Linked DNA regions of Homo sapiens: region 2 is linked to region 1. A link is an interaction called in ENCODE POLR2A ChIA-PET data of the cell type or tissue named here. Cell type or tissue: GM12878. All regions are shown on one strand. Links, peaks and the distances in the headings refer to the core of each region. The heading gives the core; the rest is flanking DNA.

What was found. ChIA-PET counts read pairs that join two places held together with the same protein. Peaks named below come from ENCODE experiments on the same cell type or tissue, not always from the same donor. Only the 100,000 strongest peaks of a DNase experiment are listed, where the experiment ranks them.
Region 2: POLR2A ChIA-PET joins it to region 1 with 16 read pairs; 2 of 35 experiments call an interaction of 5 or more read pairs at or near these places.

What each region holds. Positions count from the first base shown.
Region 1 is chr14:97,299,402-97,314,831 of GRCh38, forward strand. No RefSeq gene overlaps it. Among named protein-coding and RNA genes, the nearest start is that of LINC02325, 150 kb to the right of the region's middle. RefSeq lists an enhancer at 7,103-7,172. In GM12878, for the core only: no CTCF peak of the experiment used is centred there; DNase peaks (open chromatin) are centred at 7,060 and 7,650; H3K27ac peaks cover 4,050 bases.
Region 2 is chr14:97,372,963-97,388,392 of GRCh38, forward strand. No RefSeq gene overlaps it. Among named protein-coding and RNA genes, the nearest start is that of LINC02325, 78 kb to the right of the region's middle. RefSeq lists enhancers at 5,844-6,473, 6,306-6,365, 6,456-6,505, 14,466-14,605. In GM12878, for the core only: no CTCF peak of the experiment used is centred there; a DNase peak (open chromatin) is centred at 9,848; H3K27ac peaks cover 2,646 bases.

The DNA of each region.
Region 1 (15,430 bases), core at 3,210-11,209:
CCTTCTCCTGGTTTTCCTGTCGCCAAGGAGCCTTCTTCACTCCGATCCTCCTCTCTAAGGATCTGGGAGCCCCTTCTCCAGACAGCGCCAGAACCTTCTCATACCACTGAATTATTCTCTGGGCCCTAACACCTAGCACCTTGCCAGCCACATAGGAAGCCCTCAGGAAACGTGTTCGTGCGAGTAAGTGACAGACCCAATGCAAAATGCATCACCAACATAGACTGAGGCGTTTCTCCTTTGCCGGGTACCATGATAACGAAGAGTTTGTGCCCCTTTATACTAAAACTGAATTGTAAAATCAAAACATGTTCTTTGCTTACATAAACTGTGTTTTAGTGGCAGTGAAAGAAGGAGCAAAATCAGTTTTCTAAAGGGTTGTTTGGTACCTGTGCTGTTTAGCCATTTGGTGGGAGCAGCACAAAGATGTGGTGAAGCCTGTTGACCTCCTTCCACCAGAAGGAGGCAGCCTGGCCTGGTGGAAAGAACTCTGGGCTTAAATTCAGAGGCTCCGGGGTGAGTCTCTGCAGACCTCAACTTCCCTGAGCCTCAATATATTTTTTCCATGAAATGGGGATAATAACACTAAACTCTCAAGGTTGTCAAGAGTCTGAAAACAGATCACAAGTGCTTTATTATGACCGAGTTGGCTTCATTTCATCAAATGAGCTCATGGGCTTTGCAGACTGTGAAGCATTATGCAGGAATTATTAAATTCCTCTGTGTCCTGGAAATCCAATAGGACTTGCTTATCCCATGTTCTTAATGTAAGGGAAGGAAACAAGGAGAGAAAACCTAATTAACTTTGACTGAGTACCTCTCCTGCCTTTCGTTCTCATTTTTCTCACTACTTGGTGTAGGTCTCCTGATCTCCTTTTACATGTGTGCAAACTAAGGCTCAGAGAGGTTGAGCAAGTCACTCAGGGCCACCCAGTCGGTCAGTGGGGCTGGGATGTGGGTCCTAGGCTGCCTGATAGCAAAACCAGCACTCTCTGCGATGTGAAGCTGCTGAGGGAGCCTCGGTGGGATGTCATCCTGTCCCTGTCCTTTGGGTGAGGGGCTGAGATGTCACTGCCTGTCCTCAGAGATGGAAAGAAAGCATCCCTGGGAACCATTTCTAAGCAGAGCGCCAGTGAGAAGCATGGCCCCTATTCTATGCTGTCTTTGTCTCCTTTCCTGCCTCTGTGGGATCCTCCAGGTCTCCCACCTTAGTCTCTTGACTTCTCCCCAGACCCTCTTCTCACCACTCGCTTCCTCTTTATTTCTCTCTCCATCTCTCTCCCTTGATTTCTAATTTCCAAGCCCGCGAGCTATTACAGAAAGCATAATGACGGTTACACTTGTCTATAGCAATATTGCTGTCTAGCTTATTGCTTTGTAAAGTACTTCGGGAGCCTTGAAAATGAAAGGTGTTATGTAAAATGAAAATCGATTCTAATTCTAAATAAACATCATTGCTTCAAGTTTCCCTTGGATAGCATTGTTTCTTGCTCAGGAAAGACAATGGCTCAGAATTTCCTCCTAATGTTTAAAAGATGTATTTGGGCATGCCAGTGTCTTGGGGCTTGTCACGACAGGGCAAGGTCTGAATCATATCTCAATATATCCTTACAATTGTATTTAATTGCACCTGGTAAAATGTGTCTTTGTTCATTATTTATGAAGGGAAATTATTTTTGTCCATAGGAAAGATTGATACCACTTTTAGCTTATGTTCAGGTGATTAGCGATTAAGTACAATTTATTTCCCTGATATATGTCTCTATCAGCAACGACCATTCAGAAATGGGGAAAGAAACATTCTCTCAGCAGAAAAACAATCTCCACTTTAGGAAGCTGTTTCCTCCTCCTTCGCTGGTAGAGCAATTTACAAGGACATGCGAGCCACAAAAATGGAAGTTTGAATCATTTCTGTGCAGAAAGCTCATCATCCCAAATCAGAAATGTCATAAAAGTTAAAATGCCATAAGAGTGTGTTCCCCAAGAAAGAAATAATTTTCTTTTCATTGAGAACACACTGGAGGACATAATATACTTCTTGAAATTCAAATTTTCATAGCAAATGCGATTTATCCCTCCCTTGCATGGTTCATCTTTCTTTAAGAAAAAGCAACTGAATATTATCCCTATTTTATATTTTTCCGCAAAATTATCTTCCAAGTGCTTGTTTCCTTAAAAACATGCATACGGGATGGGGAAAAGGAACAATTTCATCCTTGGGAAAGTACATAGGAAACTTCCAGCACTGGGAAGTACCAACGAGTTGGCTTGAATTTGCTGTGATAACTCAATCATAAGTCCATTTGCATCCACAGAAAGACCCAGGATGCCTGTGGGACTCATGGCCTCAATTCATTTTTTTTCCCTCTTTCAATTTTATGTCTGGTTAAGTAATCTGAAGTGTCTGCCAGTAGTTCAGGCCCTGCAAATGCTCTGAATATAAAAAGCTGAATAAAGGTGTCAGTGTTTGAATATGAATGTATTGCTAATACCTGTGCCCCTCTATCAAATAGGCTTTCTCATATACAGACCCAAAATATTATTATTTTTTCCTCCTTAAAAAGCTCTCCTTGTCCAATCAGTCATGTTTGAGCCTGTTAACTGGGTGACAAAATTGCTGGAGATTGATAGACTGTCATTGGATGTGTGGAAGGAACTTACAGTGGTGTAGACATGGCCCTGGATTTGGAGTGAAAGGCAGGGGGAGTAGCACGTTGGGGACAGGCGCTATTAGCACACAAAGCCAGCAGAGGCCACGTAGAGCTCTTACAGCAAGTCAAAGCCTCCCTGAGCCTCAATTTTCTTATCTTTAAAATGAGAGAGGTGACTCTCCCTGGAAGGGCTGAGTGGGAATACAGAAAATATATAGAAAGAAGAGCCTATGGTATGCAGGATTGACAACATTGATGACAGCATATGATATGGGCAGAGTCTGAGCCCAGCAGTATTTCCTGGAACTTCCCAACAGACCCTCAGGGCACATGTGTGATACCTAGTTGTCCTCCACGTGTTGACTCCCTCCTGTGTCAGAGCTTTTACCCCTGTTGTTCCCCTGAACTGGCATTTCTCCCAAGTGGCAGAGGCCACTCTTTGATTCTCCTTTCTTAGTAACAGGCTGTCAATTTTTACCTGGGCACATTGCCCTCCAGAGTACAAAGCAACATGTTACAGCCTTTCTTGCAATATATATGGCCAATGATATTTGAGGAGACACATAGAAAAGCCATGTAAAGGCCACTGGCTCAAGCTCAGAGGGAATGAGCTCCCCTGATTCTCTTCTCTGTGGGCCTGGAACTCTTCTATGATGGCTGGAGTTCCAGCATCCATGTGGACCATAAGGTGACATTATATGAAGATGGCAGTAGAAACAGCTAGTAGCCAATGATCTAGTGGTTGGCTTACAGCTGGATTTCTCATATATGAAAGAATGTACTTTTGCATGTTTAAGTCACTATGGCAAGGAATTTGTTTCTGGTAGCTGAACACAATCTTTTCTGTTTGTTTTTGTTTGTTTGTTTTGTTTTGTTTTGTTTTTGAGACGGAGTTTCACTCTGTCACCAGGCTGGAGTGCAGTGGTGTGATCTCAGCTCACTGCAACCTCCATCTCCCAGGTTCAAGTGATTCTCCTGCCTCAGCCTCCTGAGTAGCTGGGACTACAGGCGCGCACCACCATGCCCAGGTAATTTTTGTGTTTTTAGTAGAGACAAGTTTTCACCATGTTGGCCAGGATACTCTCTATCTTTTGATCTTGTGATCTGCCCGCCTCAGTCTCCCAAAGGGCTGGGATTACAGGCATAAGCCACCAGGCCTGGCTGCTGAACACAATCTTAAGTAGTATTTCTTCCATATCCAAGTTATTTAAAGCCTGTTTCAAGTCCTTTCTTTTTCATGAAGTCCTCCCAGGTGACTCTAGAACCACTGTGATCTACATCTCCGAATTCTCACAATACTGGAATACGGTCTATGACTTTATTCTTCTCTCATTGCCTAGGTTTCTTATTCCTGGGCTCCCAGTGAAATATCAAGATCTTCAGGGACAGAGGCCCTGTCTTAAAACTCATTTTATCACCCATAGTATTTAAGAATGTTGAGAACCAAACAATTTCTCTATGATGAAAGAAAATGTATTGAGAACTTGAAATATGCCTATATGTTACCTCATACTATCCCACTGCCCCCAATATCTAGTTGAGAAAACTGAGGCTTAGAGACTTACGACATGGCCAAAGCCACATAGCTTCTAAGTGGCAAAGTAGGATTCTATTCCAGGCTTACTGAAGTCCAAGCACCACACCATCGCCTGTATACACATGGAGTGACTTAAAAGAAAATCACACTTGTTTCTATTTTGTTCCTGGTTATGATTTTTACAAGTTTATTGCAGAAATTTTAGAAAAATACATAATAATATGAAGAAAACAAATTAAAATCATCTTATGATATTCCACCATCTAAACATCACTGTTAACATATTACTTTTTTTCCTCCAGTATATGTAACCTGTGAATCAGATAGTAAATATTCCTTCCCAAGTAGTTACTGTTGCAATCATATTTTATATAATAATAGCTAGCAGTTATAAATTACTATCTGTCAGATACTATTCTATATGCTTTATGAAAATTACTTCACACAGTTCTTACAATAACTCTAGGAGATAGATTCTATTATCTCCCCTACTTTCAGATGAGAAAACTTAGGTGAAGAGAGGGAGAATAATTTGCTCGAGTTCACAATAGCAAATAAATAACAGAGTCAAGAAACACATGCCACAAGCAGGGACTGGGCTCTGGAATCCACACTTCTGAGGACTAAACTATACAAATTCTTCAGTACTACATGTTGCATCTCCTTTTTTTAAACATAAATCTTAAGATCGGCTTCACAGTCTACCATAAATATGTGCCATACTTTTCCTGGCCATTCCTTCTGGTTGGACATAGAGGGTGTTTCCATTGTGTCACTATTATTAAAAATGATCACCTTTGTACATAGGTATCATTGTCTGAATGTCAAATTATTTCCTTGGGAAAGATCTTAAGGAATAAAATTATGAAGTAAACAGTCTGCATATTGTTTATCATTATCCCAACATTGAAATATCTGGAAGCATAGAATCACAAAACACAATTTGAAAGAGATCTTCCAGGTCATCTAGTTTCACCCGCTCATTACAAGTGTGGAAGCTAAGGTTCAGGGTGAGCAAGGGACTTGCCCAAAGTCACACATGAATTCTGACACCGAAGTACTTTCCTTCCTACTTGACATTCTTTCCAAGACTGTACCTTTTGTTCCTATAATAGCTGACTTTGCAATCAACCCTATGTCTCTTTCTATAAAAGGACCTTCTTTCATAAAACAAATAGTGATAGAGTGTCGATCACATTGCTGTCACTGTGCTAGGCACAAATTCACATGTGAATTCTCATCTTCTACTTCCTAGGGCAGTAGGGAGAGCTAAGATGTCAAAATGTCAAGAGTAGACATTGAGGCCTTTCCCCCTTGCCTTGGCCCTGGTTGTGACCACTGCAACACCATTCTTTCTACTACTTGGGCTTGACTGCCATCTCCATGACCTCTTCCTCTGATACGCTCCTCTGCCCAGTCTTCTCACCCCAGATCCCAACATCAGGACTTCTCTCTTATTACTGTTAATGTAAACTTTACTTCCTTTTTATTGTATTAAAGCAATGCAAGTTCATTGTGAAAACAGAAATACTTACCACTTACCGGATGCTAACTGAAGGGCTGGAAGCCATGAAATCCTAGAGAAAGAAAGAGGACTAAAACAAAGCCCCTTCCCTCAAGGAGCTCCAATCAATGAGGAAGCCAAAAATAAAGACATTTACAGTGTAATGTCACAAATGCTATTAGAGGTCTGCACAGGATCCTAAGAAAATAGAGAACAGGGACACTGAACACAGACAGGGGGAGTCAGAAAGTCTTCTTTCTTCCATTTCTAATATTTTTTCATTTATAAATGTATCAATATATCTACTCTTCCATCCAATAATAGTTTATTGAACATTTATTGGGTACTAGGTATTATCCTGGAAATACAGTTGCAGAACTTGGGCTGAAGCCCACGTTTTCTGTCACCAGGTCCCATGGTATTTGTTCTTGCTGTTGTACGGTGCTGTTATAATCCTTTAAAACAAAACAAGGAAACTGAATGGGTTTTGGTATTGCATCCACCCAGGTGGAGTAAAGTCAGTAACTCAGCATGATGAAAGCACACACCAGGCTCATTAATCAAATACTCTGGTTAATAGAGAGTTCTCATATATGCCATGCATGAATTACCAGTTTTCAAAGAATTATAATACAACAAAATATACTGGAACCATACAGCTCATAATTGAATCTGCTTTCGATGTGACAGAAGTCACCTGAAGGGCTGTGTTTAAGAGCCATCAACTTTGGAATGTCATACGTGCATAAGGCAAGCCAGTGCAAAATTAACAGCTCTTGGCTCTTACTAACCTGCTGTTTTTGAAAATAGAAAACTCAAACCCACTAAAAAACAAGAATAGGTATACCTTAACCAAATCTGCCATATAAAAAGGGAGGGAAAAATATACCTCACAATTGCAAGCACAAATATATCTTAACATTATTTTCAAATAACCAAAGCCCTTATGTGTGTATTTAGGGGCATGCTTAGAAAATGTATGTTCCATGGTGGAGGTTACTGAAGGACATTTGACAATCCAGAAGGTTTTTTTTTTTTTAGAGAAAGTCTTTGTTTTTTAGGTTTTATTGCAAGTTGCCTTTAATTGTAGTTGGGTTTAATAGACATGCTGGTTAGGGGGTTCTGGTATTGTCTAAACTCTTGAAGACCTGGGGATGCTGGGATGTCTGAGAAGCACACAGGCTGGTGTGGATGGATGCTCTGAGTCAGCAGTGCCCAGTTTATGTTTCATGAGCAAAAAGCTTCCCAGGCTGGGTGAATTTGGATACCACATCACAGAGTTCCCCTTTGGGGGACTCCAGTGCATGTTAGTCTAGTAAAGCCTCTGATAAGTCCTGTAGCAGAGAATCCCATTTTACTTCCCTTAGCTCAGAGTTTCTCAAGAATTCTGTTTTATCACCTTGGGGAGTAAGTATTCTGACAAATATGTTTTGGGTTGCTGGCCCAAACCCATCTGTTGTGAGGATATCTGGCTTGCTGTCTTCCAGCTGAGGGGGTTCAGAAACTGTCAACCATTCTTTCTTTCGTTATTCAGCATGCATGCTCTGAACACCTGGTCTGCATCTTGGAGAGTTCAGATGATTCTTTACGTGGAAGCCTAAGGCCTGGAACAGCTATAGTGTGGGTTCTGATGCCGTAGATAGAACTACTTTAATAAGTTATAAGTAATGTTTAATAATTGTATATTTGAAACAACAGCAAATGAAATCCTGGCCCTTAATGTAGATTGCATGCTTTATTCTGGGAAATAAACCTAGCCTTTCCTTTCTGGTATTAGATGAGTCATCTGTTCATACAAAAGAGCTTGAAATTGTTTTGAATCTAGAATGTAACCATGGCTCATTCTCTGAGGTTTAGAGAAGTCAACAGAGTTCAGTACTGATTTTTTATTTTGCAAAATGAATGAGCTTCCAACGCTTCTTAATTGTGACTTGCTGAGTCTCTCACGACTTTCTGGAGGAACTGCTCCCTTCCTCATACCCACGTGAGATAAAAGCTTGTTTTTCTCATCTAGTGAATCATTTGAGATGAGAAAGTGAAGACATTCATGAGGACAGGTGTCAGCAGCACTTGGAAGAGAAGCTGATGCCACTTGCAAACCCACTAGAGAGAAAGCGCTGGAAGAACAGGCCCTGCCTGCCTTCTTCATGCTTCATCCTCGGCACCTGGGACAGTGCCGGGTGCTGTAAACTTTCAATGAGCATTTATTAAATTAGTGAGTGAATGAATGAACAAACAAACAAATTAATGAAACAGTGATTCTTCAAAAAGCTCTGACTATGGGAGTGTGTAGTAAGAAAGGCAGAGATAGCAGTTTCTGGATTAGGTGTTGCCACAATAAAGCTGCATAGCAAGCCACCCCATAACTCAGTGGGTGACACTCACCAAGCATTTATTTGTTTTATTCCTTGGTTTGTAGATCAGCTGGCATGCGGAGAGGGATCTTGTTACCTTGTTATCAGGCTTTGGGTTGACTGGGCCTGGCTTTGAGCTTCAGGTGTGTCCAGAACTGTCACATGTCTGTCATTCTCCTTGGACCAGTGGCCAAGGGCATGTTCTCCTGGCCCTTGGCATGAGTTCAAATGCCAAACTAACTCACATCCTAGAGGCCTCTATGTAAGGTATGTCTTCTAACATTCCATTAGCCAAAGCAAATCACATGACCAAGCCCCAAATCATTGGGTTGGAGAAGCGTCGTGGTGGGGGCCGGGGGAAGAAGAGAGGATATCAACAGAGCAATAATGCTACCACAAATGCATGTTTTTCAACATGTATTTCTCTAAAGTTGGTAGAGAACGATCTCAAAACAGGTTTCAAGCTTTCTGGTGGTCAAAGGGAAGGAGGAAACATGTTCAGGTATTGAATTCCCAGTGACCTCACACACATAAGCTGGGACTGCCATGTATTCAGAAGGTTCTAGAGAAATAAGCACTCAGCCATCATTTTGTCTCATCATTGGCAGCATTTTCTGAGGACCCAGTGTGCATGCCTTTGGGCTGGATGCTAGCGGCATGTCGACCCTTCCATTCCCCTGACCCCTCACAGCACCCCCTGCAATTGCCTTAAGCAGTGAAGCTGTGACACTGTCCACGAGAGCTGTCTCACAGATCCATAAGGAGCATTGTTGAGTCCATAGCTTCTGCCCCACTGGAAAGCTCTTTTATTCAGGTCCAAGCTAGAACTCCATCTTCCTGCCAAGTCAGACATATCAGCAGTCTCTGCAGAGTGGCAGAGGCTCTGGGGCTTTCTCAGAGACCAGGAGCAAAGAGCCCTGTTTCCCTGATGGCAGCATCTTCAGGATTAGTAGAAAAGTGGAAAGGGGGACCAAGAGATTCAGGGCTAGAGAAATACCATGTGCACACTGAGCAGCAGAAGTCTGAACTTAAAGCAACTGTGGTCAGAATGACTGAGAATTACTTAAAAGTATGGCTCTATACCCCTGTGCAAAATAACGCACACAGGGTGCACTTGAGTGAGGTTGCATGCATAAAGAGTTGGGTTCATTACCTGGCACAGGGGTAAAGTCTTAATCAAAGGTTTCTTTATAAAACCAAAATTGCCGAGAGAAAGGTGCTCCCAGGCCCAGCAGAGAAAGGGTTTCATTAATAGCATTTGGGTAGAGTGGTGAGCAAAGACTAGAACCTAGGGAGCGAGGGATTGTAATTGTTGAATAGGGAGTTCTGCTGGAGGCTTTCGGGTCATTTTTCTGAGGATGTTTCACTGATTCCCTCTGCCTCTTTCATGAAAGCTTGGCCGAGATCATCCTTTAAAGATGAGAAGAGGAGCAAGACTCAGTGGACCCACTGTCTCCTGGGGTCAGGATGTGGGTGCCTGGAATGGGCGTAGCAGCAAGCCTTAGCAAAATGACTGTCCTTGATCACGGGCTGCTCTGGGCAACTCCCCAGGTTCTTCATAACCTGTTACCTAATTTGTGAATTACGTTTCAATGTGTTTGTCTCCACACTAAGGCCAGGACTGCATTTCATTTGTTTTTGTACCACCACATCCAGCATGGTCCCTGGTGCTGCCCAGGTATTCATGACTTTTTATCAAATATGGAATGAAAAATCCAGCAGGGAAAGAGTCACATCTTTTTTTTTTTTTTGAGACGGAGTCTCACTCTGTCACCAAGCTGGAGTGCAGTGGCATGATCTCGGCTCACTGCAAGCTCCACCTCCTGGGTTCATGCCATTCTCCTGCCTCAGCCTCCCGAGTAGCTGGGACTACTGGCGCCTGCCACCACGACCGGCTAATTTGTTGTATTTTTAGTACAGACGGGGTTTCACTGTGTTAGCCAGGATGGTCTCAATCTCGTGATCTCGTGATCCACCCTCCTCGGCCTCCCACAGTGCTGGGATTACAGGCGTGAGCCACCGCGCCCGGCCAAAGAGTCACATCTTGCCTTCCTGCACAGGTTTATCTCCCTTTAATTTATCTCCCACATTCTAGCCAGGATGACTAGGAAGTTAGGCCACCTTTAAAGAGCTTGTGCATTAGTCATGAGACTTTGGACAGATCACACAACTTTTTTAGACCTTAGTTTCTTCATCAGTAAAATATGGAGGCCAGGGACTGCTGTAATCAGTAAACGTAATGAAGCGTGCACAGTGCCTGGCACGTGACAAGAACTCAACACACCAGCACTCCTCGTGCCTTTAAAGCAACATACTAGTCTTGCACTGCCTCTCTTGAAACCCTTTCTGTTTATCTGCTGGAAATGGCTTCTTCTCCAATAATATATCTTCTCAGAAACCTTCCTTGATACTATCTCCCCTACATTTCAGCTTACTAGACCCTCTCTCTCTTGCTTCCACAGACCAGTGAAAGACGTTGCTGGTTGTCTATCTAATATCCATTTTTTGTTCACCTTTTATTGAAAACTGAGTTCTTCAGACCCTCTTGCAGCTAAGGGTGATCATGTGACAAGAGTTCTTGTCGGTGCAGACAGAGTTTCTGGCAGGGTGTCCCTCCTTTGACCTTTTTCATTCCCCTTTCTTTCTTCCTGGAATGCAGGTGGAAGATCTGTAGGTGAGGCAGCCTTCTTGCAACCAAGAGGCAAAATGCATGAGAACGGAAACTCACACATGAAGAATGACCTAGTAGAGGGTAGAAAGACAGCTGGATTCTTTAGGGTAGTACCAAGTCACTGTCCTATGCCTGGGTGGCCTGTTGGCAGACTTCATTTTTTAATAATTTTCAGCTGATTGTATTCTTGACTGATATGAATGTTCATTTATATCTGTATAGTCACCGTTAATCTCAGACTGCCAATATCTATTCATGTTTCAGTTACCCCAACTAGGTTGTGAGGGGCTGACAGGCACAAAACTTGCCTTATTCATCTTTGTCTTTGGCACAGAATGATGTTAAATAAATGCTGTTTGTCAAGAGAATTGGATTCCTGGACATCAAGGTTCATGGTAATGTACCCATCCTCTCCCCTCCTCTCCCCTCCCCTGCCCTCCCCTCCCGTCCTGTGCCCTCCCCTCCCCTCCCCTCTCATGTATCTCTCTGTCTCTCTTCCTATTTTCTTAGAAATTTACTCTTTGTCTATTTAGATGAAATGTTCTGAAAGAGGGAATATAACAAGTAAGTAAATAAATTGTCTTGGTTTGATAAAACACAGGAAAAGAGGGAGTTTTCTGATGTGTTGGTTGCATGACAAGCTTTATAAATGGTTTTGGATTTCCTGTAACTACCTCTATGGCACCCTGATTTGGCCTTTATTGGAGTAAGGTATTCTCTCTATTCTTGTGGCCTCATTGCAGATCTTTCTACTCAGTGGGAACCAGATATAAAAACCAATGCATTTAAAATGTGAGATATAGAAAGGAAACAGAGAACAGTTTCCGAGCTGGCTTCCATTGCCTTATAAATATAGCATAGTTACTTGAATTCCATAAGAATTAAACTCTGATCTTTTAAAATGCATGCAAATTCTTGCAGAATATATATGAAAAAGTCACTATAACTGTAGAGGCACTTCGACTCCCTTGATAAATGGGACTTCCAGACCACACTTTATTGAGTCTCTGATTTTTAATAATTTGAATCCTGCAAGATTTAATTCTGCATAATTCTGGCTGAAATCAGCTTTTGATTGAGTTGTAATGGCTCTGTTATTGTAAATATCTCTGCATGCTAATGTTGTGCTGGAATTCAATAATATTTAGATGAAATTTTTTGCCTTGAGCATTATGGAAGCAAGATTTAGAAATCGGGAAGTTTATGTCAAAGCGACATCTATTTTGGGTAACCTGCAAAATTTTTAAATGCAATAAATGGTCATCTCAAGACAAGATTTAAATAATTATGAATCCTAAATGTATACGTGTGGATCAATTATAATATGCGTTGAATTAAATATATGTATATTATTCATACATTTTATGAATAAAATATATAAAAATACTTTAAATATGCATCTTTATTTAACCTTGCAATACTTCCTGAAATAGTTGCCAGTGACTCCGTGGAGGAAGTGGAAGTGAGACTGAGGTCCTCCTAGCCTGAGAGGTAGTGTGGGGCTGTGGAGGTGGTGTGGGCTATAAGCCTTGGCACCACCATTGTCACTACCTGTGAATCAACTTCCTGTTTTTTGAGAAATTCACTGACATTCTGAGACTCAGCTTTACCTGCTGTAAAATCAAACAAATATGTTTATTTCCTAATCAAATATCTCTCCTTCAGAGCAAGGGCATCTTGAAGAATGAGCCATTTCTTTGGCATCCCATTGTCTCATCACCCCACATAGTGCCCAGCATGTATCCACACTCAATGAGTACTTGTTTAACTAAATTGAAGGTTCGAAGGTGAAAATGCTACTTATTCAGTTTTCACAGCAACTTGTAAAATAGCAACTATGATTGTACCCACTTTACAGAAGGTGATATAGAAGAACAAATAAGTTGGCAAAGTTTACACCAGCTAGGAAGTGGAAGAAATAGGATTTGAACTCAGGCAGCCAGACATCAAGATCTAACCCTTGCAATGTGTGAAAGGTTAATAAAAGAAAAACTTCAGCCAAATTAAATTTAAAGGAGTTTAGTTAGGCAATGAATGATTCGCAAATCAGTCAGCCCCCAGAATCTCAGCAGATTCAGAGACTCCAGCACAGCCACGTGGTGGAAGAAGATTTATAGACAAAATAATAATAATAATAATAATAATAATAATAATAATAATAATAATAAAGGGAAATGAAGTACAGAAATCCAACGTGAGGTACAGAATGGCTGGGTTGGTTACAGCTCAGTATTTGCCTTATTTGAACAGTCTGAACACTCAGCAGTGTATGAATGGTTGAAGTATGACCGCTGAGAATGGCCAAGACTTAGCTATTGTTACAGGTGCATACTCCAAAGTTAGGTTTTCAATCTTGTCTACCTATTAAGCTATGCTGCAGTTGGTCCACAAGGACTCAAATGTAGAAGTATGGAGTCCTTCTCGGGCCATATTTAGTTCACTTTAACAGGATGGACATAAATTCTTTGTCAGTTCTTCTTTCAAGAGGTAGACTCTAATTCTGCTCTTTCAGCCTGGACTGGAAGTGCCTTGAGGAAACTGGGTGAGAGCTTCCTGGGTGATGAGGAAAGTGTTACTGGAGGCTGGAGGAAAGAGCCCCCAAGTTAAGTACTGGCAGACAAATGAGCAAAACTATTATTGGTGGAAACGTGGATAATGGGAAGGACACTGAAAGATGCTGTGCATCTGGCTAAAGGCCTCTCCAGGCAGAAAGCTAAAAGCACCAACTGGCTTCTACTAGTGGCCTAGGATAAGGCACAAGAAGAGAGGGATGAACTAAAGAAAAATTGTTCCATTTTTGAGCAGAATTAGAGGAAATATCAAGAGCTAGGGCAGTCTTTCTAGTCAGCAAAAAGTCCTCAATGTAAGAGCTCAGGGCAAAGGCCAAATCCAGGGGCCTTTCAGTAACATATGGCTTCAAGGAAAAGATATTAAAGATATAGCTCTAAGACAGACCAATCCTTCCCCCACCTTTTCTTCTTTTTTGAAAAGTCAGCACAATTTAAGAATGTACTTGGTAAGATTTCTAAATGTATAGCCTAGTAGACTCTCTCAGCTGGACAAAAAGGCTTCTATGAAGGTAGAGTCCCTCTTAGTGTCTCTCTTTGAAAGAAAGGTGAATATGATTTTAATCTAATGGTGCAAACCTGATATGCTTTGGATGTTTTTCCCCTCCAAATCTCATGGTGAAATGTGATCCCCAGTCTTGGAGGTGGGATCAAGTAAGAGGTGTTTGGGTCACGGGAGCAGATCTTTCATAAATGGCTTGGTGTCCTCCCCACAGCAATGAGTTCACATGAGATCTGCTTGTTTAAAAAAGTCTGGGGCTTCTTTTCTCTTTCTTCCTCCCTTGCCACGCCTGCTCCCATTCCCTTCTACCATGCCTAAAAGCTTCCTGAGGCCTCGCCAGAAGCCAAGCCGATGCTGTTGCCATGCTTGTACAGCCTACAGAACTGTGAGCCAAATTAATCTCTTTTCCTTATAAATTACCCAACCTTGAGAATTCCTTTATAGCAAAGGCAAAGCAGACTAACACAAAACCCCAATGAGATTCATAGAAAACCCACCAAGTTTTATGATAATTGTATTGGTAGAAGCACTGCCAGTGTGGGCAAACAGCAACAGAGACACCATAAAATGAAAAGCAGTCTTAGGATACCTCATCTTCTACTCACACAGGGCAGAAGCAAGCTAATAAGGCTACTTGATTGCAAATTGGAACCATTTCCTATGGAAAATAAAGAATGATCCAGAAGGGAGAGCCAAGAGCTGTGAAGAATTATTTAAAAGGAGCATTATTAGACCCTACTCAAGGAACTGGCAACATGTGCCAGGCTGGGTTTTGGAATTGCTGCAGACCAGGAACTTCAAGGCACTCCTGCTTTCTCCCTGTTAGAGCAAGCATACCATTTGCAATTGTTCTATTTTTGTCTCAGCACAATAGATTAGATGTGTGGAGGGCAGATAGCTTTTCCCTTTAGTCCACAGATCATCAGATTGAAAAGAACTATGTTTGGGGAACTGCACCCAAGCAGCCTCATGAGCACCTGTCCTTAATACAGACAATAAAATGTTAGGCTCTAAGGCATTGCAAAATTGTGATGAGACTTCAGGGGTCTTGGGAAGGGGAGAATGTATTTTTGTGTGTGTGAGGTATGTAAACAATTTGTCACCAGATCGTAAACTGAGATGGACTAAAGATGGGTGTAAATTATTTGACAATTCTTCCATCCAGAAGAGGGATCTATTTTTCCCTTGCCTTAGATCTGGGATGGACTGTGAATGCTTTCACCATTACAATATGGCAGACACGATGCTATGCCAGTTTCAGGCCTACCCTTTATGGGACTGAAAGCATCCATCTGGGATTCTTGGAGCCCTGAATTTCCATGTAGGAAGTCTGATTATTCCACTGGAAAGACACACAGAGAGGCTCTAAGACTGCATGGAGAAGGTCCAGCCAAGCCCAGTCTTCCAGCTGTCCCTATCAAAGTTTCACACATGTGAGTATAGCTATATTGAACTCCCCCAGACCAGAGCAGCCTCCCACTAAATATCACCAAGTGACCCAGTCAACAGCCCATAGAGCAAAAGTATCATCAGCCAAGCTCTGTCTGAATTCCTGACCCACAAAATAGTGAGGTAAATGAAATGGTTATTGTTTTAAGTCATTACATTTTGTGGCCGAACAATAGAGAATGAGGATAATCACTG
Region 2 (15,430 bases), core at 4,880-12,879, 75 kb after region 1:
TTACATGAGGATAATAATGAAGTGCATGCTTCCCACATCTGCTTCACCTCTGCGCGCCTTGGGCCCAAATATTTCAAGGCTGGGATCATTACTTTGGATAGGAGAAGTGTAACTTGGATGAATACGACAAATACAAAACTCACTATAATTTGCAGAGAGAGGGAAAGGGGAGGGAAAAAAATAAGCATTAACTTTGGGAACAGGCCAGATGCGGTGGCTCACACCTGTAATCCCAGCACTTTGGGAGGCTGAGGCGGGCAGATCACCTGAGGTCAGGAGTTCGAGACAAGCCTGGCCAACATGGTGAAACCCGATCTCTACTAAAAATACAAAAATTAGCTGGGTGCCCTGGTGCGTGCCTGTAGTCCCAGCTACTCAGGAGTCTGAGGCAGAAGAATTGCTTAAACCCAGGAGGTGGAGGTTGTAGTGAGCTGAGATCACACCACTGCACTCCAGCCTGAGTGAAAGAGTGAGACTCCATCTCAAACAACAACAACAACAACAAAACCTTGGGAACAAAGACAGACACACATGCATGTCCAGCTGAAGCAAGCTGAGGGGAAAGCATCATTGTGTTAAAAAAAAATAGAGGCATTTTGTATTCCACAGTCAATATGCAGGACTTATAGCCACTCATTGGATCAAAGCACAGACTAGTTTGGGAAAATTCTAAAATCTGTGCCAAAGAGAGAGAGAGAAAGAGAGAGAAAGAGTACTTTTAAGTTACCTACTAATATCTTAGAGTTCCTAAATTTTAGAGCTGGTTGGAAACTCAGAGATTCTCTCAACCATTGGTCTCATGTTACAGTGAGGATACTGAGTCAGAACTTTGCCATCTCTGCTTCTAAAACTCTCTCTTCTAGCCTTTCCCACTAGGCTGCCAGATCTGTCTTTCTAAATTAGTAAATATTAATATCTGACAAAGTTGCTTCCCCATCTGAAATCTTTCCAACTGCCATCACCCACCAGAAAAAAAAGCTGATGATTGTCCACCAACTCAACCCTGTTCCTGTCCCCCGCTGGCTTTTCCTCATGCCGCCCTGCTGAACTGCCTCTGGCTGTCCTCATCCACCCACCACAGTGGCTCACACCCACAGGAAGGTCTCTTTGCTTGGTACTTTCCTTATTTCTACTTTTCCTTTGCCTGCTCCAGCAAACAGAAGACATTCTCTTCTCTGGATTCCTGCAATGCCTCTTGTCTAACCCTAGCCCAGTGCTTACCATAGGGTACCAGAAAATAGCTGTGATGAGTGTGTGTGAGATGGTTTACCCCTCTAAGGCTTTCAGGCTGCCTGATACTCTCTTCACATGATGATCCCCTCACTAGACTGTGGGATCTGGAAGGCAAAGGCTGTGTTTCATTGGTTTATTGTCAATCTATTCCCAGGGTCTGATGTAATGGATGCTCTGTAGTAGGCGGTGCAAAAACCACTTGTGCACCTGTTGACTATGGTCAGGCTAAGGTGACATTCTTGCTAAGCCCCTTGAATTTCCTTTGCATGGATATCTGCATGGCTGGCTCCCTTACCACTTTGGGGTTTGAAATGCTACCCACCAGAATGGGCTTTCTTGACCTCATAATCCAAGATAACATCCATCACTCTCTATTCCCTTATCCCGTTTTGCTTTCCTTATAGCATTATTATTATTATTATTATTATTATTATTATTATTATTGCCATCTGATTATTGCATTTCCTTGTTTACTTATCACCTATCTTGCCATCATTGGACATAAGTGTCACAGGAGTGGCCCCTGTTTGTTTTCTTCACTGTTAAATCTTTTATGCCTAGAACAGTGCCTGGCACATAGTAAGTGGGTCAAGTGTTTTTGGATGAATCATACAACCAATAGGTGTTTTATTCCATTACCCTTTCCCCTTTCCCAGACAGACCTCATGGTTTTTCTTTAAAAGAGAGAGAGAGAGAGAGAGAGAGAGAGAGAGAGAGAAACTAGACTAAAATCTTTCTCAAAAACACAAAAGTCTTAGAAATAGAAAAACAAGAAACAGTTAAAAATAAACAATTAAACCAAAACCTCCCCAACCTGCAGTGATTCATCAGACTACAGTCAACATGCATCCTTTGAAATCTTACTCAAGACACACGTGCTGCAAAAAGCAACAAGGAAGAAACGGCAGATTTCTCTGTTTTATTTTTATATACCAACTTGCTAGTTAACAGTGGGAGCAATCAATAAACTTTAATAGAATGCTATTACTTTAGGGTTGTAGTAAACTGAAGAATAAAGAATAATAGCTTTTCAACCTTTTATCAGTCCGGGGAGATAATTTAATATGCACAGAAAATGCATTATAATAATTTTTATAACTATGCAGTCCAGACCTCTCTAAAGATTTTCCAGGAACTAAGCAATGTGCAAAGAATCCAACCCGAATATATAGTACAAAAAATGTGGCTACAATAAGTGAGGGAAGCCCATGCTAATTCTATATTTTTTAAAGAAAACCCTGGATGTTTATACTAAAAATGCCACTGGGCTCTAAACTGGCATGAGACACTCATTGCTGTTTTGTTTTGTGTGTTGTGTTTTTTTAACCAGTCTTCCCTTAATGAAGTGGACTGATCATTCCCATTTGGAATCATTCAGACTGTAGACAAATATGCTAAAGCTTTAAGTATATAATTTTTAACCTCTTAGAAAGGTTGAATGATGTGTTATGAAACTATTACTGTGCACAGTTCAAATTCAATGCATCACAAAGGAGCTCCATTAATCCTAATTTAACACGCATCTGCTCACAATTTGGTAGAGGAAATAGGCCAAGAAGTGAAGAAACAGCCCGTGATCATGCACACAAAAAAAGCTTTTCGTCCATGTCCAGGGACCTGGGCAATTGCTTGACTCTCTTAGAACTCTGAACCTGCAGGAATATTGCAGGAACATCTTGTCTTTTGCCTCTTCCTACTGACCTTCCCTGGTCAATTCTCCACTCTGCTGAGTGATTGTTCCATGCTGCAAACCAAATCTACTTTATACCTGTGACCATCTGAGGTCCACAGCAGTAAGTCCAAGGTTAAGTGCCCCAGATAGCAGGCTGGGACTAGCGTGAGGAAAGCAAGCCACTCATCCTGGGTGCAAAATTGAAGACAATACTGAACAACTCGGTCATCAAGGTAAATAATATTTGAATGCTCTTTAAAAAATTCAAAGTTAATGCAAAAAAATCTGTCATGCACAAAAATCCATCGTGCACAAAAGATCAAAATTTTAAATAAATATGGGATCAGAAAAGCTCAGCTATATTGGAGCCCAAGGCAAAGGGAAAAACAAGTGAGACTGAGCCTGTCTTTGTTTAAAATTTTGATCTTTTGTTCACTGTGGATTTTTTGCATTAACTTTGATTTTTTTTAGTGCATTCAAACATTAATCTTGGTTACAGTGTTTTGATGCCCCCTCAAATTCTGCACCCAAGGCAAATGTCTCATCCGCCTCATCATAGTTCTAGACCTGCCAAATGGAATTAGAACCTTCTGCCTCTGCAGTCATATAGTCCTTTGTTCGTTTTGTCCTATGGCACCAGCCGAATTGGATTGCAGGTGCATGTCTCCACCCTTACCCTGGGAGGACAGGACTATTATCTCATTTGCTTGCATCTTCCCACAAGACATCCTCAACAAGTATGAATCATGTTGATTCAAACATGTAGAGTGCAGAGGAGGGATTCAAAGTTTTATCCCAGCCTCATCCCAGCCACTTCTTCTTCTGACCTACTTCCCACTCTCGTTCCCAGCCTCACTGGACTTTTCAGTGTTTCTTGATTTTTCCTAGTGGCAGACTCTTATGTTCTCTTTCTTCTGTTTTCTCACTTTGGAATTCCTTCCCCTTTCTCTCTTGCCATGTATGTGGGTGAAAGCCTGAGGGCTGGTGACAGGTGGCCTGGGGGAGCTCCCCGATTCACTCAGCTTCTGTGTGCCTCAGTTCCCTCACCTGTAAAACGGAGCAAGAACAGTGTCTATCTATGTGGTAGGACTTCTGAGAGTTAAATAAATGAATGTATGTAAAACCTTTAGCACAAAGCTGATGGGCGATAAGTTATAGGAACTAACCAGGTATGATGCAGTAGCTGGGACTAGAACTAGAGGCTGTTTCCACACCTTGGTCTGAAGGGCAAGAGAAGGGAGCACTTTCCCAGACCCAGACAGAGTGCTGTGTGGGGAAGACTGTAGCCGCATATCCAACCCACGGCGTTCTACGGAAGAAGTTCGTTCCCGTCCTTGCCCTGCTTTTGCTCTCACGTCTCTTGCTGTGCCCCCTTAACTAGATCTGGGACCAGGGGCAAGGGTCCTCACACAGGCAATCCGCAGAGGTTAGACTAAGGGGCTCAGTGCTGGGTAAAAAGGGCTGGCCCGTGGATTTGGGGTGGAGGAGGGCAAGAGGAAGAGAGGCAGTCCAGTCGCCTTGCCAGGGAGTCATCAAACATTGTTCCATTAGGTTGATGCAAAAGTAATTGCGAGTTTTGCCATTAAAAGTATTAATAAATGAGACAAAGTAAGTAAGGGGCAATGACTTCGTCTCCTGTATGGCGATCCCAAAAGAACCCGACTTCCTGTGGAGTAGAAACTTCTTTCCATCCCGCCAAGCACTCGCTGGGCCTCTCCACTGGGCAGAGAGGCTGGGGAAAATGTCTGTGGTGCCCTGATTGGTCTGGGGGGACCAATCAGGTCTTGTTTTTCTTGAGAGGAAACTTGTTCCCGGGGGCAGGTTTCCCCAAGCCCTGTCAGCTCTGATGATAAGAGGCTTGTGCGTGCTACTGAATTAGTCTGTGCCTGTCCAACCACCTTTAGCGCACATTAATCACACCCTTTTACTCAAAACAGTACAACTCTGATCTAAACCAATTAAGCCTGTGTTGTTTAGACAAAGAGATTAATATAGCTCCAAAAAGCATAACCTTTGGCCATAGAGGTGTCTTAAGATAATGAGTTTGATTCAGTAAGTTGGCTTTGGGGAAAGGTATATTTTAGAAGAAGATATCTATTTGTAGATTCTAAATCAGCAGGAAAAGAAATGCACCCAGACAAACAAGTCCTAGTTGTACATATGCAGGTATAAAGGAGGTTAAGGGAGTGCGATTTAGAGCTGATGGTTTGGAAATGCAGATCTTTTCTCCCTTGGAAAATCCAGCTGACTCTGACAAAGGAACAAAATACAAAATAAAATCAAGCAAAGGCAATTACAGCTATCGCACAAGTCTAAACTAGATGTTTTATGAAAAGTGTTGCTCAAGGTATAATCCTTTCTGCTCTTAGGGGAATCGAGGAGTGACTTCATGGAGGATATCTAGGAAGAGAGAAGCCACGGCAGTGTGGTGTAATGCAAGGAGCACTGGATAGGAGTACTTTCTGCTAGGTGGTGTTTTTGTTTAATGCTTGAGTGCTCCTATGGGCTACCCATTATGCTGGGTGCTGAGGATGGACTGATGAGTGGATTGTGGTCCCTGCTTTCAAGCAGCTGGCTGTCTCCTGGAGGACAGGAACTCATCAAAAAAATGTCACTGCCTTAGTGAGGCTATGGGCAAGCTGAGCACAGGTGCCTGGGAGCTGAAGGTCAAGACACTAAGTCCACCCCGGGGGACTTCAGCCAAAGCTTCTGAGAACGAGTCAGCTCTGAGCTGAGTCTTAAAAGATACAGAGAAGGTCTTGTGGCAGGAAGGTGTAGAAAGGAATTTTAGGCAGAAAGAGAGTGAGCAAAGGTATGAAACAGCAAGCTGTGAGAGAAATGTCTTAGCCACTCCTCTGAACTCCCAGAGCATAAACTTTGAGATTAGGAATGGTTGAGGACCATGGTCCCTAAATTAAGGTGCTTGGAGACTGTTGTTCAAACCATGAAAATAGGAAGGACTGTAAGCACAGGGCATGGTCAGCATTCTTTCTGAAATCACTGTGGTTACCACCAATTGACAGTGAAGGCCTGGTTACTTCACTTATCAAACTTCAGATTTCTCATCTGAAATGGTTGCGTTGGTTACCCGGGTCTGTGAAAGTCCTTTTCAGCCTATACTAATAATGTTTTTTTATTCTGTGTTTTTCATATTTTGCTATCTCGGATACTTACTGACTCTGGAGAGACTGCCCCTCCTAGGGTTAGTTAAGTCCTAGAGATAGCAAGTAAGTTACCCGTGGAGCAGGCTTTTCATGTGCAAACCAACCAATCGGAGCTCACACTCCCAACCACCTCCTTTATTCAGCGCTTACACTCCTGGTCACTGTTCTCCTGCCCTAATCATCTGGGTGGGTACTAAATAACTAAGGGTAGCCTCCATGCCCCACAGCCCACTTTATTCAAACAAGCCACTTCTAAACCTGTCTAGCCTACCCTGCCATTCTTCCAGAGAACACCACAGTAAAGATTCTTGCCTGTGTTCTCTCCCACCCCTCCTTCCGCCTCCTGACCAGCCCCTGGCTTCCTCTTGGGCCCCCCAACCATGGTGTGGTACCTCCCTTCCTCTTGCGGTCTGTGAGTATAGCAAGCTACCTTTCAACAACAATCATCTCCTGATCTGCTGACCGCGTATATAAATAAGAATAAAACCTGTATGTTCAAACACAGCAGTATTCCTGAATCACAAACGGGGCCCCAGGCTAGGCAAGTGGGGCTGAAATACACCCTTTGGCCAAAACCTGGACTGTGTGTGTCAGCCCAGGAGTGTGTGTTTTTTCAGTTTGCACAAAGGTGCCCTGCAGGCTCGCGTGGCCCCGGGGCAAGTTGTTTCACCTCTTTGAATCTCGGTGTTCTCATTTGCAAAATGGAGCATTGGTCTAAATGTGGAACGTGTTTTCCAGATTTTAGATTCTCTAACCTTCCTTGCTGTGGGACCTTAGACAAATCTGTTCTCCAAGTTCCCCATCTATCAAGCGGGTATAATTTTCCCTATTTCCATCCTTCCTTGTCCTGCAGACACTGAGTGGGAGAAGCTATCTGAAGCTGCTTTGTAAACTATAAAGTCCTGTACCAAGAGGGGTCTGCTATTAGTGGTATTGTTGGGTATGAGCCTGTCCCTGGCTGTAGGTGGGTGAGGCTTTCAGGGCAGTGGTATATGATTTAGCAAATTATCTCTTCAGTGTGCTACAGAGTCCGCCAGGAGTTTGCTCACTGCAGGATGAGGGAACAATAAGGCCTCGCTGTATTCAATAACAGTGGTTTAATTATCATGATTATCTCACATTTGTATAAAGTCTTTGCTTTCAGGATCTCAAAGTACTTTACAAACATTAAGCCTCTTGGTCCCCCCAGGGGAGATACTAAATTGATACATGAGCTTGCAGGTCTCTCCTCTTCCTGGCTCAAATGTGGTTTTCTCCCATCCAGGTGAGGATGAAACAGAATCTCACATCCACTGTGCAATGTTCAACATCAGATGTTTAGGGTGTATGTATAATGGGCCACGCTGAAAAATATTGAGAATGGGAATAGCCACCATTTATTGAGAGACAATTACATACAAGACCAGACCCCAGACCTGCATTAGATTGTGTCATGACAGTAATTACCCCCTCACTGTACAGATGAGGAAACTGCAGTTCAGAGAAGTTGAGTTGCATACCCAAGGTCACACAGCCAGGGAAACTAGACACATGTAGGCGCGACTTGGATACAGATCTGTAGGTCTCTCTGAGACCGAAATCACCACTCTGCACCATACTTAGCTGCCCTCCAGGGCACTGCTTGCTTTGAGTCAATGCCCTTTATTTTGCACTCGTGGAATGTGACTGTGTTTCTCTCACCTTGGCCTTGAGATTCAGCTGAATAGAGTAGGAGGAGGTGACCTTTTCAAGAGGCGGCAGTGAGCAACTCTGTGCTGACTCACCCAGGAGAGCCAGAGACACACCTCTGCCCAACCTCTGCTGCCGATGTTCCAGTTACTATCGGTGTGTACAAGTCATCCCTCACATTAGTCAGATTGCACTGCTATGACAAAACACTATGGACTGGTGGCTTATAAAAAACAGATATTTATTTCTCATAGTTGTGGAGGCTGGAAATTCAAGATCAAGGTGCCAGCATGGGCCAGTTCTAGTGAGGGCTCTCCTTTGGTGTGCGGACTGCCGTCTTCTCATTATAGTCTCACATGTGGGAAAGAGGGCTACAGAGCTCTCCAGGGTCCCTTTATTCAGGGCACTGATCTCATTCATGCGGCTCCATGCTCTTGACCTAATCATTTCCTAAAGGCCCCACTTTCAAATACCAACACCTTGGGGGTTGGAATTTCAATACATGAATTTTGAGGGGGACACTTTCAGCCCATTGGACCTTTAAACTTAGCAGTTTACAGCCACCATTTTATGATGTTCACACATTCTGTTGGTTAAGAATTTGGAAAAGGAGACCAGCTAGGCCAATCTCCCATGGCACAGGATCTCTGAGGCCTCAGCCAGGGAGACTCAAGCAGCAGTGGTGACTCAAAGGCCCAGGTCTGGAATCATCTGGTAGCATCTTCATTCACATCCCTGGTACCTGGGGTTGTTGATGAGATAACATACACACAGCCTCTTCATGTGGCCTGGGCTTCCTCACAGCGTGGCTGCCTAAGGATATTGAGGCTTCTCACATGGCCACTCTGGGCTCCAAGCATGACTGTTCTATAGTGAACAAAGTGGAAGCAATGTGTTTGCTATTATGTTTGTTTGTTCTTGAAGTCACACATGGTCACATCTGTTGTCTTCTATTAGCTACAGTGAATCACTCAGATCAGCCTAGACTATAAGGTTGGTGCAAAAGTAGTGGCAAAACCATAATTATTTTTGCACCAACCTAATAGACTATCTGGATGCCCACAAGACTGCACTCCCTTCAAATGCTGTGGGAGAAGAGTCCTCCCCAATGTCTTCCAGCTTCTGGTGGTTCCAGGCATTCCTTGGCTTGGACACATATTCATTTATTTATGTGTCTCACTGGATTATGAGTCCTGGAGAACAGGGAATATGTCTAATACATGTTTGAATTTCCAGAACCCAATTGTAGATCTAGCACCATAGAGGGTGGCCAGTAAAGATTTGAAGCATAAATGAGTCAATGAATGCATGGGTGAATGAATGTATAATGTGGGATGATCTCTCTTCATGGGCAGCCAAGTTGCTAATCATTTGGACTCCTTTCTACATGAGTGGAGTTTTCTTGTCCTTTGTTTTGGAGGAAATGAACCTTATTTGTGATTTGTATTTTGATAGCCTAATAAGGATTTTCTCAATTGCTGGAGGGCTGTAGGCGTTGATGAGCTCACAGGTGTCTTTTAGCACTAACATTATGTATTTTCTTTTTGCTATTTGACCCTGTGATCTGCTTCCAAGACTAATGGGTTGCTTTTTGGATTAACTGTATTAATCGATGTGCTGTAGAGATGTGATTGCTGTAAGCACCTTTCATCGGGAGGAAGGTGAATGAAGAACTCGGGCCTTTGGAAAATACATCCATGTGGCCTGTGTGCTGGGTCATGTAACATGTGTGTTTGCATAGATTGCATCTTCATAAACATCCCTTTTATGCCATCATGGTTTAAGTTAAAAAAGAATTTCATTGGCAAAGTGATTAGCTGCAGGGGGCAAAAATCATTCCAGTGAATACTGTTTTTCCCTTTGATACATCTCCAAATTGATGTTTCCATCTCATTGTTTTTGTATTTGTTTTTTAACTTTATCTAAAGATTTTTTTAAAATGAGAATTATTTAACAAAAGGCAAACTCTCACCACTTTCTTATGTAAAGCTGATGTGACAATGCAAGTGTCAACAAGAGGGCAAGATCCGTCTCAGGGAAATCTTGAAACCTCTAAGTGGAATTTGCATAAAATAGTTCTGGTATTATTATTCACTATTCTTTCCCTGACAGATATGTCAAGGCCTTGAAACCTAAAAGAACAATTATGCTATTGTATCTCTCAGAGGATTCAAGGGGTGTGTCTTTGGTGGAAAAAGTGCTATTAGAGCTTTGAAAGCCGTTAAAAGGCAACCCAAGGGACTCTTTAGCTAGTCATTTTATAAAGAATGCCTCTGCTTTAAGTGTCTTAAAGTACGTTTATTCAACTCTTACTTTCGGCTTAAAAAAACCCTGCTAATAATTAATGTCTGTACATTTTTTAAACGTTTGCATTAGCTATAAATAAAAACTTTAGATGGAGTCATCATTAAGTTTAACTATGATTCTTGTGTGATGGGACCTGTACCTTTGTCAAATGCCTTGCAACAAATTACCTGTAAGCTTTTTTTAAAAATTATTTTTTATTTAGCTAGCATAGTGGAAGCCATTGCCATAACCAATTATGGAGCAAATCAGGAACTAATCAGTAAATTCTTTCCCTGCATAAGCTGGCTTAACGTAACATGTCTGAACATTAAAAAAGAAACATTGATAAGGCATGTCTCGTTGCAGCTGGATGGGGTGCGGTAGGCAGTGATCCGACTTTAATTTCCTCTGAAACCTGCTGATTAGGTTATTCTCTGGTTCGGCTGGGTTTCCCTGGAAAAAGGCAATGCCAACTTTTGATGAGAACAGTTTTGAAATTCAAGAAAGACACAGAAAGGCACAAAATGCTTCTGTCACTTAAGGTGATAAAGCCAGTACCGAAAATGAATGAACCAGGGAAAACTTCAGTCAAAATGCTGCAAAGACGGTGCGGTCAGGGAAATTTTGATTCCAATGACCAAGAACTAATAATATTCACTGGCATGGATGAGTGCTCTGTGTTTTTAACAAGCGGTAAAGTGGTGTTCATTTTGTATACTTTAAACAATCCCAAGATGTTATTCATTTATTTTCATGGGTGTGTTCTTTCACTTCATAGTTTTTGGGAGTGAGAGGTGCCCTTGAATCCATCTACTTGGACCTACTGTTTTATGGATAAGAAAAGGAAGATTCAAGATGGGTAAACTGAGTCCAGTTATCCAGTGATGAAGGACGGAAGAGACCTGTGTAGGCTGTGAATACCCCCAATATCCATGCCTCCTCTTCCATAGTTACAGAATTCTGGCTGACGCAAGGGTAACCTTAATACTGTGCATTTTCCCACAGTCCTGTGTAGCTATGCAAAGCCATGTGCTATGGGTCCAGCCTGATAAAAGTGAAAGTGGCCTGTAAAATTCCTGGAAAACACTCCGATTTTCTCTTCCACTAGCACAGGACCAGCCACCTTGGAAATGGAGGCATATACAGAGTATAGCAACATAGAAGGAGACTGACTCCATAGGGCACCATCCCAATCCTGGCCTGCCTGCCTCCACGTAGGTGAGAGAAAAAAAGCTCTGATTGCTTAGGTCACTGTAATTTTGGGTCTAGTTCCTCGCATCCATACTTTACCTTAAACAAATGTAGTAACTACTGAAAGTGCTCCAGGCCGGGTGCAGTGGCTCATGTCTGTAATCCCAGCACTTTGGGAGGCTAAGGCGGGCAGATTACTTGAGGTCAGGAGTTTGAGGTCAGCCTGGCCAGCATGGTGAAACCCCATCTGTACTAAAAATACAAAAAAAAAAAAAAAAAATTAGCCGGGCATAGTGGCGCATGCCTGTAGTCCTAGCTACCTGGGAGGCTGAGGTAGAAGAATAGCTTGAACTTGGGAGGCGGAAGTTGCAGTGAGCAGAGATTGTGCCACTGCGCTCCAGCCTGGGCGACAGAGCAAGACTCCACCTCAAAAAAAAAAAAAAAAAAAAAAGTGCTCCTTTGGCTCCAAGAAGTGTGTTGAATGGGTTACTTCTGTCAACCTTTTCCAAGCATGGTGGCAACACAGCTAGAATCTAGTGGTCTTAAGCACCCTACTGGATGCTGTTCCCCCAATGGACAATGGTGTCATTTACTTAGGAATCTCAAGCACCCAGCAGAATCTGATACTCAGAAAGTGCTCAATCAAATTTTATAAGAGTTCAATGAATGAATAACACTATATGTAAGGATTCTAGATTGTCTCTCTGCTATACCACATGGTACCCTGGTTGTACTCGGTGGAGAAGTACAAGTTTAAGCTCGAAATTTTGTCCTGATCCCTGTCTCAATGTATTGTTTGATGACAAAATGATTCACTAAAGCCTTGTGGATTTGTCTCTTGCTTGTTCTTTTTTCTTTTTCCTTTCTGGTATTGTTGCATTTCAATATGATATAAACAGAGCATAAATCTTGGCTCTTGCCAACTGCTGTTTGGTTGGAATTGCCTGTATTGTCTTGACATTTGTTGAAGTCTTTAAATTAACAGAGGAAAGAATTGATTTTAAAAATGGCATTTGCATTAAGAGTTATAAATGGGCAATTTGGGAAGCATGAAGACAGATATGGAAAGTTATGCACAAATACTACAATTAGCATAGCAGTGGGGTCTTGACTCCATGAAATATACAGTCTTGTACATTCCTCGGGGACATATGTTATGTAGAGTATATGTGTGGCATCATTTGTATATCCAAGACTCATAGGTGAGCCAGAGGGTCACTTCCAACCTGGACAAGCTACAAAATCTCAGATTATTGGTGGATTTCAGGCCTGTTTTCCCCCCTGATGTCTTGAGTTTTCAAATACCTTTGTAATGGTTTTGGACAGACCTTATTTTTATATGGGATTAATGGCTGGCTCTTTTCAGGATCCCAGCTCAAGAAAATCTCACCGTACCCACAGGGTGAAAAGCACTGCCAGGATCCCAGAATCATTAGATCTAGAACCTGGACTATCTATCTTCAATTGCTTGGCACCTCCATTTTCTCAACTCCCTTAGCTGTTGACCTCTGTTTGTCTCTTAAAGTCACCGATGGCTTGATTCATCTCCTGGCTCAAGAGTTTCCTTGATCCTGACAACTCATGTCTTCGCTCAATTATTCATTTAACTATTGTCTACCCTCTACTCACAGGTATGGTGCAGAGTGGGAGAGAGGGAGATGAATAAGACCTAATCCCTTCCCTTAGGAGAGCTCATAGACTAGTAAGGATGCAGACAAAGAAAGAGGTGATTCCAATAAGATGGAGTGAGGCTGGCCAAGGGGAGCAAAGGAAGGCTTGGAGACCTCGTAGGAGTTAACCAGGGAAAGAGGAGATGGCCAGGGTGAAGGAAAGAGAAAGGCAAGAGATTCTGAGTAGGGCACTTTAGAAAAAGTTTTAAGACGGCATCAGAACATGCTGCAAAGTCAGAAAGGAAACTTTAGAAGGACTACAAATATGTAGTCCTTGGGTTGTATAGACTTGGGTTTCCAAATATTTAGAAAGCTGTGTCTGTTTTTAATTATTATTATTATTAGTAGTAGTGTTAGCAGTAGTAATAGTAGCATATATCCAGTATAAGAAACTCATAAGGCCTGCCGCGGTGGCTCACGTCTGTAATCCCAGCACTTTGGGAGGCTGAGGCAGGCAGATCACCTGAGGTTGGGAGTTCGAGACCAGCCTGACCAATGTGGAGAAACCCAGTCTCTACTAAAAATACAAAATTAGCCAGGCATGGTGAAGCATGCCTGTAATCCAAGCTACTTGGGAGGCTGAGGCAGGAGAATTGCTTGAACCTGGGAGGCAGAGGTTTCAGTGAGCTGAGATCGCGGCATTGCACTCCAGCCTGGGCAACAAAAGCGAAACTCTGTTTCAAAGAAAAGAAAAAAAAAAAGAAACTCATATTTTCAGAGCAGAGTCCTGATGGCTGTTCTAAGCAGACACAATATTGATCTCTGGCTATAGGTTTAACATCTGTAGGTGGATGAAGGGTGGCAAGTTCAATGATATACCCACAGGTAAACTAGTTTGTTGCTTCCTTTTTCGATCATACAATTCTAGAAACATATTCCTATTTCAAAGACATCAACAAGTTAGGATACAAATCACATGGCAATGCAAGGGCTTACTTTTCTTGATTCTTGCTACCCACAAATACTACAATATGAGAAATTCCAGTACATCTTTACCATCACGAGCATTAAAAATAATAACAATAAACACAATGAACACTTCTGTAGCTTTCCCCGCTTGCCAAGCACCATTTCAGGGATTTTATTACTCACTTAGCTTCTCTACAGCTCTGTAAGATTTAAAGCATTGTTATCCCCATTTTTCAAGGTGAGGAAACTAAGGTGGAGGCATTAAGGTCTCTTCACTGAGTTCACTCAGTAAGTGAGGGAACCAGGATTTGAACTCAGGGCTCCTGAGTCCAGAGCAAAAGCTACAATTCCCTCAGTGCTGCTGCAGAAAGATGCTCTAATCTTTTGCCTTATCCCCATTTTACAGGCTAGGACACTAAGCCCAGCAATAGTAGATAATAATCAACCTCTGGTCATGCATTTGGCAGTGCTGTAGCTAGAATGGTCCTTTTGTTCTCTCCAAAATCTAGGCTTTTTGAAATGCAAAATTCTGCATTAATATTGCAAATTACCTGGGCAGCTTTTATTTTGGGGAATGGGAGTATGTCAACAGGTGGTTGACATTTTTCACCTGAAAAATCTGGGGATTTGTCATTGTGTGGGTGTCGTCCGCCCTCTGCCATCCCTTTTCACTCTCTGACTCATCTCCAAGTCTCTCTTTCTATTCCTAGCCTCTTTCTTCTCCCCAGTTCCCCTTCACCACACGACTGTGAAGATGTCAGCCATCAGATTTGCTTCCCTTCCTGTTTTCCAATGTCTCCTTGACCCCGGAAAGCTCCCCGAAGCTCAGCCTCAGCTCACCTTCTCCTGTGACTGTCCCGCCCACTCCTGTGCCAGCAGGAGCCTGCAGAGCCCCACTCAAGCTGTCCAAGTTAAACTTTAAGCAGCACCAGTCAGACGATGAATCGTGGCATGATGGGAAACTTAAGTTATCAAAAGAACTTTTAAGTAGTCTGCAGTGCAAGCTGAAGTTGAACTTGTTGGGTGAATAAAAAGTAGCAAGGTAGACAGTACATGGGCAATGTATTGAGTCAAAGCGTTCAAAAGATAGGAGAAACCTTTAAAAAAGATTTTAGGAGTAAGATTTAGCAACCTGGGGATATGGGATAAAAAAGCAACTGCACAATTGTTGGGTAGAGATAACCCTCACTGAGTCCAGACACCTTGCTTCTAGGATAATTTCTCCTCCTACCTAATTAGGTAACCTTTGCTGATATTTCTAAATTGTATTATTTTCAGTTTCACTGACCTTAAGAAAACCCTCCTTATAAGAATATTTTAATGCACATTTTGCAGTTTTTCTTCTACTCTAAAATCTATAGATACTCAAAGTTGAAAATTTAAAATCAATTGAAAAGTAGAAAGAAGAAAGAGACCCCTCTGTAAAGACTCACCACGCATTTAATATTTTAGGCCCACCATGCATGTTGTATTTTCGTCTAATCTTCTACATGGAGTAATCTGTTGTTTGAGCTGCTTAATGCACATGAAGACATGCAATATATATAACATGCATTTGGTCCAAGGTATTGCAAACTCTTCCTACATGCAGTTTTAAGACCTCAAAGCGGTTTACCTGCAAGCTGTGACTTTTATGC